Regions from separate parts of the Homo sapiens genome. Here region 1 is linked to region 2. Evidence: chromatin loops called from intact Hi-C (ENCODE). Cell type or tissue: mucosa of descending colon. All regions are shown on one strand. Links, peaks and the distances in the headings refer to the core of each region. The heading gives the core; the rest is flanking DNA.

What was found. Peaks named below come from ENCODE experiments on the same cell type or tissue, not always from the same donor. Only the 100,000 strongest peaks of a DNase experiment are listed, where the experiment ranks them.
Region 1: a loop joins it to region 2, with 6 times the contacts of the local background. A loop is called at or near these places in 30 of 110 quality-filtered maps.

What each region holds. Positions count from the first base shown.
Region 1 is chr2:43,771,826-43,777,213 of GRCh38, reverse strand. DYNC2LI1 (dynein cytoplasmic 2 light intermediate chain 1) reads right to left here and starts at 3,175. Exons shown (of 13, transcript NM_016008.4): 1 at 3,068-3,175; 2 at 315-432. The coding sequence starts at 3,075. It overlaps LOC105374571 (a long non-coding RNA gene), which reads right to left and starts at 3,061. Exons shown (of 2, transcript XR_940033.2): 1 at 2,668-3,061; 2 at 2,222-2,341. It also overlaps the pseudogene RN7SKP66. RefSeq lists an enhancer at 3,240-3,289. In mucosa of descending colon, for the core only: no CTCF peak of the experiment used is centred there; a DNase peak (open chromatin) is centred at 3,153; H3K4me3 peaks cover 604 bases.
Region 2 is chr2:43,624,748-43,630,135 of GRCh38, reverse strand. No RefSeq gene overlaps it. Among named protein-coding and RNA genes, the nearest start is that of PLEKHH2, 9.8 kb to the left of the region's middle. In mucosa of descending colon, for the core only: no CTCF peak of the experiment used is centred there; no DNase peak of the experiment used is centred there.

The DNA.
Region 1 (5,388 bases), core at 153-5,152, 150 kb before region 2:
TTAAGATACTGACTTACTGATTTAGAGACTGACTTAGATATTTACATGAATCCTAGCTTTTACACTCAATTGTGGTAGAAGACCTGAATATTTTCAAATCATGAAATAAAAAATAGTTTAAATATATTTTTCTAAAATTTTGTTTACTATTATAGTTTTTCCTAGATTAATAATAAGCACTTTTTAATTCATGCTAAACCAGATTGGTCATCTGGTTAAAGTGTTGAAGTATCTACATTTTAATCAAAGTATTAACAGATATTTTACCAATGGTTGTTAAATCATCACAATAATTGAAAAAAAGAAAGCATTACCCCATTTTTACTGCCAATGAAGAAAACAAATTTTTCTGCAATTTCAGCTCCATCACCTTCACTTCCATTAATTCCCCTTTTTTCCACTTCAGCTTTTGCAATTTCCCAGAGAGTTTCACTACATGAGAGGCAGAAAAAACAAAATTGAGGGAAAAAGAATTCTTTCAAATATTTATTTCAAGCTCAGAGAAATTTTATTTCAGTATAATTTATGAAACAAATGAACATTATTTTCTGAGGAACAATAATCTGGTAAAACATCTGAGGATTAGTCATTCTATGATTTTATTTTTCTTTTGTTGCTTTGAACTAGTTCTCTGAAGAATACTGAAATTGATAAGCAGAGCCTTTATTGCCAGGATTTGAGGCTGTCACATTTGGGTCTTCCCCTACGGTTCATAGCTGTGTATGTCAGCTTCTCAGACACATATGGAGGTACAATGACTTTGGGAATGTACAACTTGAAAACCACAAACATTTAAGTCACCTAGGAAGATGGGAAAAGTACAAAACCAGTGTATCAAATAATCTTTCCTCCCTGAAACATTTCTTTTTTGTGTTTTAGATTATGTTTTTAGGTAAAAAAAAATTTTGTTTAATATAAAAGTATATGGGAGGCTGAGGCAGGAGGATCACTTGAGATCAGCCTAGGCAATACAGGAAGATCCCATCTCTACTACTGCTACTACTACTACTACTACTAATAAATTAGCATGGGGGAGGGATAGCATTAGGAGAAATACCTAATGTAAATGATGAATTAATGGGTGCAGCAAACCAACATGGCACATGTATACATATGTAACAAACCTGCACGTTGTGCACATGTATCCTAGAACTTAAAGTATAAAAAAAGAAGAAGAAGAAAAGAAAACAAACAAAAAAAATTGGCTGAGGCTGGGAGTGGTGGTTCACACCTGTAATCCCAGCACTTTAGGAGGCCAAGGTGGGTGGATCACTTGAGGTCAGGAGTTCAAGACCAGCCTGGCCAACATGGTAAAACCCCATCTCTACTAAAAAAAAAAAAAAAAAAAAAAAAAAAAAATTGGCCAGGTGTGGTGGCGGGTGTCTGTAACTCCAGCTACTCAGGAGGCTGAGGCATGAGAATCACCTGAACTCAGGAGGTGGATGTTGTATTGAGCCAAGATCGTGCCACTGCACTCCAGCCTGGGCAACAGAGCGAGACTCTGTCTAAAAAAAAAAAAAAGAAAATAAAAAAAGAAAAAGAAAAGAAATTAGCTGGGTGTGGTGACATGCACTCGTGGTCCCAGCTACTAGGGAGGCTGAGGCAGGAGGATTGCCTGAGCCCTGGAGGTCGAGGCTGCAGTAAGCATGTTGACATCACTGCACTCCAGCCTGGGTGACACAGCAAGACCTTGTCTCCCCCCGCCAAAAAAAAACCATAAAGAAAGAAAGAAAAAAAAACCCTAAAACCACAAACATTTTGAAAACAATCCTTTCATTGATTTCTTTACACAGATATATAACTTTACACGATAAAATCATATATATATTAATTAAAGCCTAAGTGAAAATGGAATATTAAACTAAAAACTAACCATGGGCAAGACCTGATAGGTCCTAGCCTGATTCTGCTACTTCCTATGTATGTGAACTTGGGAAAACTACCTAACCTCTTTAAATCCTTCATTCCTTTATTAATTAAACAAATATTTATTGAGCACCTAATATATGCAATCCTCTGTGCTATTCCCCAGGCTCAATTGTTTCTCTATCTCTAAAAAGCCAATAAAAAAGAGTATCAGCTTTATAGGATTGTCATAATTGTTAAAATATATATGTAGTTTAGGGCATGGCCTATACAATTACAAAAATTATTGAGGGCTTGTAATTATACTATTCAAGAACCAGGAATAAGAAAAAGGGTCAAAACAGGAGTCCTTAAATGTTTGCACTAAAATTCATGCATTTATTTCACAGGTGAGCCTTCAGAACTCAGTTTCGGGCTGTTTGCTCTTCATTTACACAACATTCTTTCAAAATATGAGGATCTGCTTTCCAAATACCTAGCAGAGAGGAAAGACGGAGGTGCTGCAGTCAGCCACGACACCTGCGGAAATCGGGAAGTATAACCATAGCTTTATAACTAACCAATTATCCCTTGATGGAAAGCTGACAATTCTCCACACTATCCCAAGGAGAGAAAAAGATTTATCCTGCTCTGTGATGCACTCCCTGACCCCTCTCCCCGACGTGCTTAAGCATAAATTGTTGAGAAAAGGTTTAGGAATATCTTGTGAACAGGTAATTAAAATGAATATCATAGAATTGAACAGCTAGAATATAGTTTACAAACCCTCTCCCGTTTCCCCCCTTAAAAGTGATGTTATACTTTCCACAGTGCCTTCCAAGTTTCCCCTCGCTTATTACTGCGAACCCCCGCACCAGGAGGGGAGGCCCCTGGGGAGAGGAGGCTTTGTGGTCTAGCTCATCGCCGAATGTCCTGCTCCGGAAGTAGTCTCTGGCCTGCAAGAAACTTTTATTCAATCATTGAATGGGTGGAGTTGCTGATCTTTCCAAATCTCTCACTTTTCTACCTAGGGAACTTTCTTTTCTTTCCTGTTTGCGGCAGAATCTTTATGCTCAAGGCTGATTCCTAGGTCCCCGACCCTGCATATCCTGGTGGCAAGTAGCCACCCCCACAATCTTCCAACAGCTGGTCCCGCCTGGGCTTCCTCTCTCCAGGAATACTCTCAGTAGCCTTTCCCACGCAAGCCGGGTTCAGGGAATACCTGGGCATCGTCGACGGCCTGGCTGCCGCAAACGTCACAGGCTCGGAGTAGTGACCAGCCTAGAATCAGGCGGCGAGCTCCGCAAGGAGTCTGGGAGTGAGGCCTTCTGGGTTGCCATGGGAGCGACGTCGCGGCCGCGGTTGCGTGGGGAGACGGGCATCATGGGAAATGTAGTTTTCAGGAGTCCTTTTACATCTCATTCTCGGCCTCAAGCCTTAGGATTGCTTTTAGATCCCAAGTTAGTAACTCCTTGTTACCTCCTAGAACGAGATGATAAGGGGTTACAAACCTGGGATCTAAAAGCAATTTTCTTTTATTTTAAAATTTTTTTACTGGGTGTCAACTATATGCCAAGGGTCTCTGCTCTCTCTCTCTCTCATCTTTCACTTTTTTCTTCCCAATCGCCATGATTTAGGAATAGAGGGTGTAACAATCTCTTGAGCTGTTTTCTGCTAATTTACTAGAAGCAAGGAATATTCGGACTTTAAAATTTAAAATAAGGCACGTAATTTTAATATTTTCCAACTTTCTAGATGTTTAGTTGTTTCAAGTTTTATTCAATAGCACATTGTGTATTTATTAATAAATTAATGAAGCAAGTGCATCTCCTACATACTTCATTTACTTTGTGAATGTAGATTATTTTCTTTTGGAACTTTGTGGTCTCTTTATAGATCTGCAGGAGTGTCCAAATAAATAACGAGCATTGAAATAAATAACAATCATTGAATATGCAAGGCCCTATGCTACACAGAATAAGGAATAAAGAGATGAGTAAGAAAAGATCGCTGCCCTTAAGAAAGACACACACTCAGCTAATTATAAGCACCTAAGGAAGTGAGTGATCTAAACTATTGTATAGAGGTACAAAAATTGCATGAGGGCAAGTGACCAATTATGCCTGAAGGAGATGGTGAAACCATGGCACTGATAGTATTTGGTCTGTATTGAATGCTGAGTAGACTCAGGCTTTCTAGCCTAAGATGCCCTGAATATTTGAAGGAGATACCCTCCCTCCAGTCCTCTACTATTCGGCTTGATTTCTATGGTGCGATGTTCAAGTACATGGGCTTTGGCGTGAGATGGACCTAGGTTCAAGTTCTGACTTGGCCACGCTGGCTAAGTTGTCACATTGCCACATCGGGTAAATCACTGAATTTCTGATCCTGTAAAGCGGGAAAGATTGTGAATCTTAAATGAGATAAATGTAGGTAAAACATAACTTACGTGGGTGTCTGACACATTATAACTGCTTAATGCTTGTTATTATTGTGTGATAAGCTGCTGGTCAGCAACTTCGAACAAAGAAACACAAGGAACACATTCCTGGAAACAAGGCTGATGGTTGATAAAAGGGTGTTTATTTCAAATAAAGTCATTGGGAACAAAATCCTCCCAACACCTAGGTATATTTTGGAGACGTAAAGAACACTAAGCTGCACATAGGAAGGGAATTAATGGGAGTAGAGCTCACCGAAGAAAGGATGATTTTTCAAAGGAGGCTTATACATCTGTCATTGAATCAACAGCTATAGCCTGGTGCTAAGCCAGACTTTAAGCTCACAAACTGATATGGGACAGATTGTAATGAATTGTAATGATTTGGGTTCTAGAACTTCAGAATACTTTTGCATGCTAGTTAGGAAGGCCTGTTGATATTGATAGCAATAACGACAGCTAACATTTTTGCCAAGTGCTTGCTATGTACTGGGCACAATACTCAGTACGAGTACTTCAAAAGTACACTTGTTTGAATAACGGGGAGAGGTGTTTGAAGGAGGGAGCTTGGTAACCAGGAAAGTGAAGGTGATCCGGCTGGGCCCTGATCAGCAGCATTGATTCAGGGTTGATTCAGTTGATCTGACTGAGCAGGTGAGTTCCCCTTTCTTCCCTCATTCCTCTTGAGGCCTTCATACTTGGGCAAAGAAAGTGACTTTCCTGGGTAGATGAAGATTGTTCTTAAGGTAAGAATGGAAGGAGAAGGAGACAATTTTATGCTGCTTTCTGGATGGAATGAGCAACAGTGCAGAAGGGTAAAGGCGTGTGCAGGATGTATTTGGGAAACTGAATAGTTTGGGTTGCGATCATATAAAGTGCCTGGTGGAGCTACAGTGGAAGAGCAAACTGGGCAGGTAGATGGGGCTACTGTGAAGGATGCTGTAGTCTAGACTTTACTGTGTTGGTTATGAGAAACCAAATAGGGTTTAAAAATAGGAGTGTGCCATGATTAGACATGAATTTCAGTGAGATAATTTTTTGCAGTTGTGTGAAGGGTGGTTTGGCATCTAGAAGACCATGCGGAGGCTATTAACAATAGCTAG
Region 2 (5,388 bases), core at 160-5,159:
CATTTCCCAAATGTAACTTTGTTAATTCAGCCATGTGACCAGAGAGTGTCCTTAGATCAATGAATAGTAAACATAAAAATACTTTTTTGAACTGTATGCTAGCAGCAGTGAACAGAGGCATGGATGTGGAAGATTTTCGAAAGGAATTGAGCATGAAGGATGCCATATATGTTGTTGCCAGGGGTTGGAACACAGCGGTTAGAGACCAGGTTGTTCATGCCTGGCACAACCTCTGGCCTGTGACTATGTTTGGCAATAATGAACAAGGTGACGACTTTGAAAGATTCTCTATGTCAAGTGAGAAAAATACGATGTCCAACCTCTTTTCATATGTGAAAAATATACCTTCAGAGTCCAGCAGTAAGCTAGAAGTGGATATTGAAGAAGTTTTTAACATCGATAATGAGGCTTCAGTTGTTTATTCATTGACCGATGGTGAAATAGCTGATATGGTTCTGAATCAAGGTGATCGTGACAATGGTGACAATGAAGATGACATTGTTAACACTACAGAATAAGTGCCAAGTGACATGTGACATGGTGGAAATTTGTGATGGGCTTATTAAAGGACTAGAGTAGTGTGCATTCATAAGAGAACAAAAATTGTGTTTGCTTATAAAATCGAAGAGAAACTTTTCAGACAAAAACCATTGTCAATAAAGTAGATGACTTTGGGGATAATATTTTTTAAAAAACCATCCAGCAAAAGGTCTCCTCATTACTAGAGGGCCACTTCCTGGTCCCTAAACTGGTTCTAATGTTTCTTCTCACCTAAAGAACAATAAAATACAGTGTACAGTAACCTTTTAATCAAACACAGCATAGCAGGTGGAGGCTGAAAGCCCACCATCGTTTGTTGTTGCTGTTGTTTCACAGCTGACCCAGGTATTCTGGTAAGGCTACTATACTGCTTAGTTACCCTGAATACATCATTTTTTTCACTGTGTTAGTGACATGGCATTTTTTCCCTATTAAATAAGTATGTGAAAATAAGTATAAGGAAGTGATTGCTTGTCGGTAGCATATAAAATCAGAGTCAGGAATGATGGTGATGCCAAACAGCCACAGATTGTCCATACAGGTAACTGAGATTGAGCCAACTTTGCTTTCTGATAGTCCAGTGTAAACCAGCTTTGTTTCATGCATTTGAAATATTGCATAAGTTATTTTAAATATCTTATTAAATTAAAATACTGTATAAAATTAACCTTCAGGCTATGTGTATAAGGTATATGTGAAACATAAGTGAATTTCATGTTTAGACTTGGGTCACATCCCCAAGATATCTCATTATGTATATGCATATATTCCAAAATCCAAAAAATTCCCAAACCTGCAACACCTCCAGTCCCAAGCACTTTAGATAAAGAATACTCAACCTGTGTTTGATTGCACTGTACCGAATGAAGTACAATACTAGTGTATTTGGTGGGTATTAGAAACTTGCATAAAGCATTTTTTTGAAAAATAGGAGATACACAGCAGGTCAATCCCAAGAGTTAAGGTTAGGAGGACTAGGCAGTTGAAGCCAGGGAAATGAAAAAATGCAAGAGGGCAATGTGTAGGAACAGAACAGCCAATGACATGCTGAACTCAGGAGGTTGGGGTCTCTCTGAGCTTAGCTGAAATAACGTGAGATAACTTGGCAGCAACATTTTGAACAAACAATCCAAATGAAAAAGTAATTACTTGCATCCTTGTTTTCAATAATTCTTTTCCTTTACTTAATCAAATTCATATGGTGGCCTTGTACTTTGAACTTTAGTGCTATGTTACTCTGTTATATACTCAAATCAATATAAAAACCTTTTTCTTAAGAGTCCCATAGCCATATTTGCATCACAATATTTTGTTTCCTGATTCTACAGCAATATAAACTCATTTTTACTGGAAAATATAAAAAGATAGAAAGAACAAAGATAACCTAAATAAACCACAGGCAGTCTTCATAAACAATTTTACATTTTGTTGTCTTTCAGTCTTTTTTCTGTACATATACTTATTTCCCTTAAAATATGGGATTATGCTGAATTCTTACTTTTATCAGGCTTTTATAGTTAACATATTATTGTGAGCATTTTCCTTGTCATTAAGTATTATTTGAAAATGTTTTTCATGATTGGTTAATAGTCCATCCTAAGATTTTATCCTAGTGTATTTAAGCATTTAATATTGTACAGTTAGATTGTTTTAAATTTTTAATTAGTATAAAAACAGCATAACTTTTTCCAAACTTTCATGTTTTCCTAATAGTCTTTCGGAAGACTTTTTTATGGTGGCTTTGATGAGATATCACTCATATACTACACAATTCACCCCTTTAAAGTGTATAATTTAATAGTTTTTAGTATATTAACAGAAGTGTGCAACCACTATCATAATCAATCTTAGAACATTTTCATCAACCTAAAAAGAAACCTTGTATACTTTAATCATCACCTCTTAATCCTCCCATTCCCCTCAACCCTAGGCAACCACTAATCCACTTCCTGCTGCTATCGGTTTGCCTATTCTGGGCATTTCATGCAAATTGAACTGTATAATATGTTGTCTTTTGTGACTGGATTTTTCACTTAGCTATTATTTTTAAGGTTTATCCATGTTGTAGAATTTATCAGTAATACATTCCTTTTTATGGTTAAATAATATTCCATTATATGGATAGATCACAGTTTGTTTATCCCATTCAGCAGTTAATGGACATTTATTTGGGTTCTTTTGACTTTTTAGCTATATAATGAATGTTGCTATAAACATCTCTGTACAAATTTTTGTGTGGACATATATTTTCATTGCTTTGGGTATATCCTACAAGTGGAATTCCTGGGTCATAGGAACTTTATGTTTAACCTTTCGAGGAACTTCCAGACTGTTTTTCAAAGTGGCTGCACCATTTCGCAATTCCCCTAGCAGTGAGTGAGGATTTCACTTTCACCACAACCTCATCAATACTTGTTATTATGTGTCTTTTTATTACAGTCATCCTAATGGTTGTGAAGTAGTATGTCATTGTCTTTTTTATTTGCATTTCCCTAACAACTAACAATGTTAAGCATCTTTTCATGTACTTATTGTCCATTTGCATATCTTCTTTGGAGAAAGTCTATTCAGGTCATTTGCTAATTTTTCATTCGAGTTATCTTTTTTTTTTTTTTTTTTTTTTTTTTTGAGATGGAGTTTCGCTCTTTTCCCCCAGGCTGGAGTGCAATGGTATGATCTTGGCTCACTGCAACCTCTGCCTCCTGGGTTCAAGTGGTCCTCCTGCCTCAGCCTCCCAAGTAGCTGAGATTAAGGCACCTGCCACAATGCCTGGCTACTTTTTGTGTTTTTAGAAGAGACAGGGTTTCACCATGTTGGCCAAGCTGGTCTTGAACTCCTGACCTCAAGTGATCTGCCCACCTCGGCCTCCCAAACTGCTAGGATTACAAGCATGAGCTGCTGCACCTGGCTGGAGTTATCTGTCTTTTTATTATTGAGTTGTAAGAGTTCTTTATGTATCTTAGATACAATTCCCTTATCAGATACAGGATTTGGAAATATTTTCTCCTATTCTGTGTGTTGTCTTTTTACCTTCTTTCTTTCTTCTTCTTTTTTTTTTTTTTTTTTTTTTTTTTGAGACAGAGTCTTGCTCTGCTGCCCAGGCTAGAGTGCAGTGGCACAATTCTGCCTCACTGCAGCCTTGACCTCTTGCCTCCTGAGCTCAAGTGATCTGCCTGGCTAATTTTTGTATTTTTGGTAGAGACTGGATTTTGCCATGTTGCCCAGGCTGGTCTCGAACACCTGGGCTCAAGCGATCTACCCACCCCAATCGCTCAAAGCACTGGGATTACAGGTGTGAGCCACTGCGCCCGGCCTTTACTTTCTTGATGGTGTCCTTTGAAGGACAATATTTTTAAATTTTGACAAATTCCAGTTTATCGGCTTTTTCTTTTGTCATTGGTGCTCTAGGTGTCATATCTAAGAAACAGTTGCCTAATGCAAGGTCATGAAGACTTATGCCTATTTTCTTCTAATAGTTTTAGAGCTATTGCTCTTACATTTAGGTATTTGATTCATTTTCCCCATTATTTTTTATATATGGAATGAGATAGGGGTTCAAATTCATTCCTTTGTATATGGATATCCAGTTGTTCCAGTATCATTTGTTGAAAAGACTGTTTTTTCTCCATTAAAAGTTCTTTGTAGGCTGGGCGTGGTGGCTCATGACTGTAATCCCAGCACTTTGGGAGGCCGAGGCAGGCGGATCACCTGAGGTCAGGGGTTGGAGACCAGCCTGGCCAACATGGTGAAACCCTGTCTCTACTAAAAATGCAAAAATTAGCCAGGCATGGTGGCATGCACCTGTAATCCAAGCTACTTGGGAGGCTGAGGCAGGAGAATAGCTTGTACCTGGGAGATGGAGGTTGCAGTGAGCTGATATCGCGCCACTGCACTCCAGCCTGGGTGACAGAGCAAGACTCCCGTCTCATAAAAAAAAAAAAAAAAAGTTGTTTGTATGTATCCTGTTGAAGATCAACTAACTGTCAATATGAGGCTTTATTTCTGCACTCTCAAGTCTATTCCATGGATATATATGTCTGTCTTTAAGTCAGTACCACACTGTCTTGATAACTAGCTTTGTAGTAAGCTTTGAAATTGCAAAGTCTTCCAAAAGATGGCTTTTAACACAAAAAACTCATTGCAGATAACAATAATGCCTATTTATATGTGCTTTACAGTTTTCAAAAATTTTTAAAAATATGATGTTCTTAAATTCTCACAATCGGTTGGTGATGTGAGTAAGGCAAATATTTTAGGTTCCTTTTACAGACAAATACTTACGCCCAAGGCCATGGCATCAACTGAAAACACACCCCAGACTAGAACCTAAGCCTCTGATGTAATACTCTCTTCCCTTTTCTATTCTTTCTGTTTTCTGTCTTCTTGGATGTTGGTATTAAGTCCATAGGACATTTTATCCTATAATTTATATTAATAAAATATTTTATAGAAACAAAAATTCAAAAATACAGTTGCTCAGGCTTTCCAAAATTATAAGTGTAATGTGGTTGCAACTACTTTCTTTGATAAATAACCAGTCTAAGAACAATCTATTTTAGTTCGGGTTCCCACAAGAGAATCTCAGAGACAAGGATTTGGGTGCAAGCAGTCTATTTGAGAAATGGTTACAGGAGGGAGTGGGGAAGTGAAGAAGGGGTGGAAGGAAAGCCAGTAAGTGTACACTAATTAATTAATGAAGGGTAATTAATTACTCCCTGGACAACTGGGGCTCTTCTCACTGAGTCTCTCTTCTGAACTGCCTTTATGCGAATGTCCTTCATTTTGGGTTCTAAGTCTAACTGGATTTAACACTCTAGGAGGAAAGAATCTTATATGAACTTCACATCA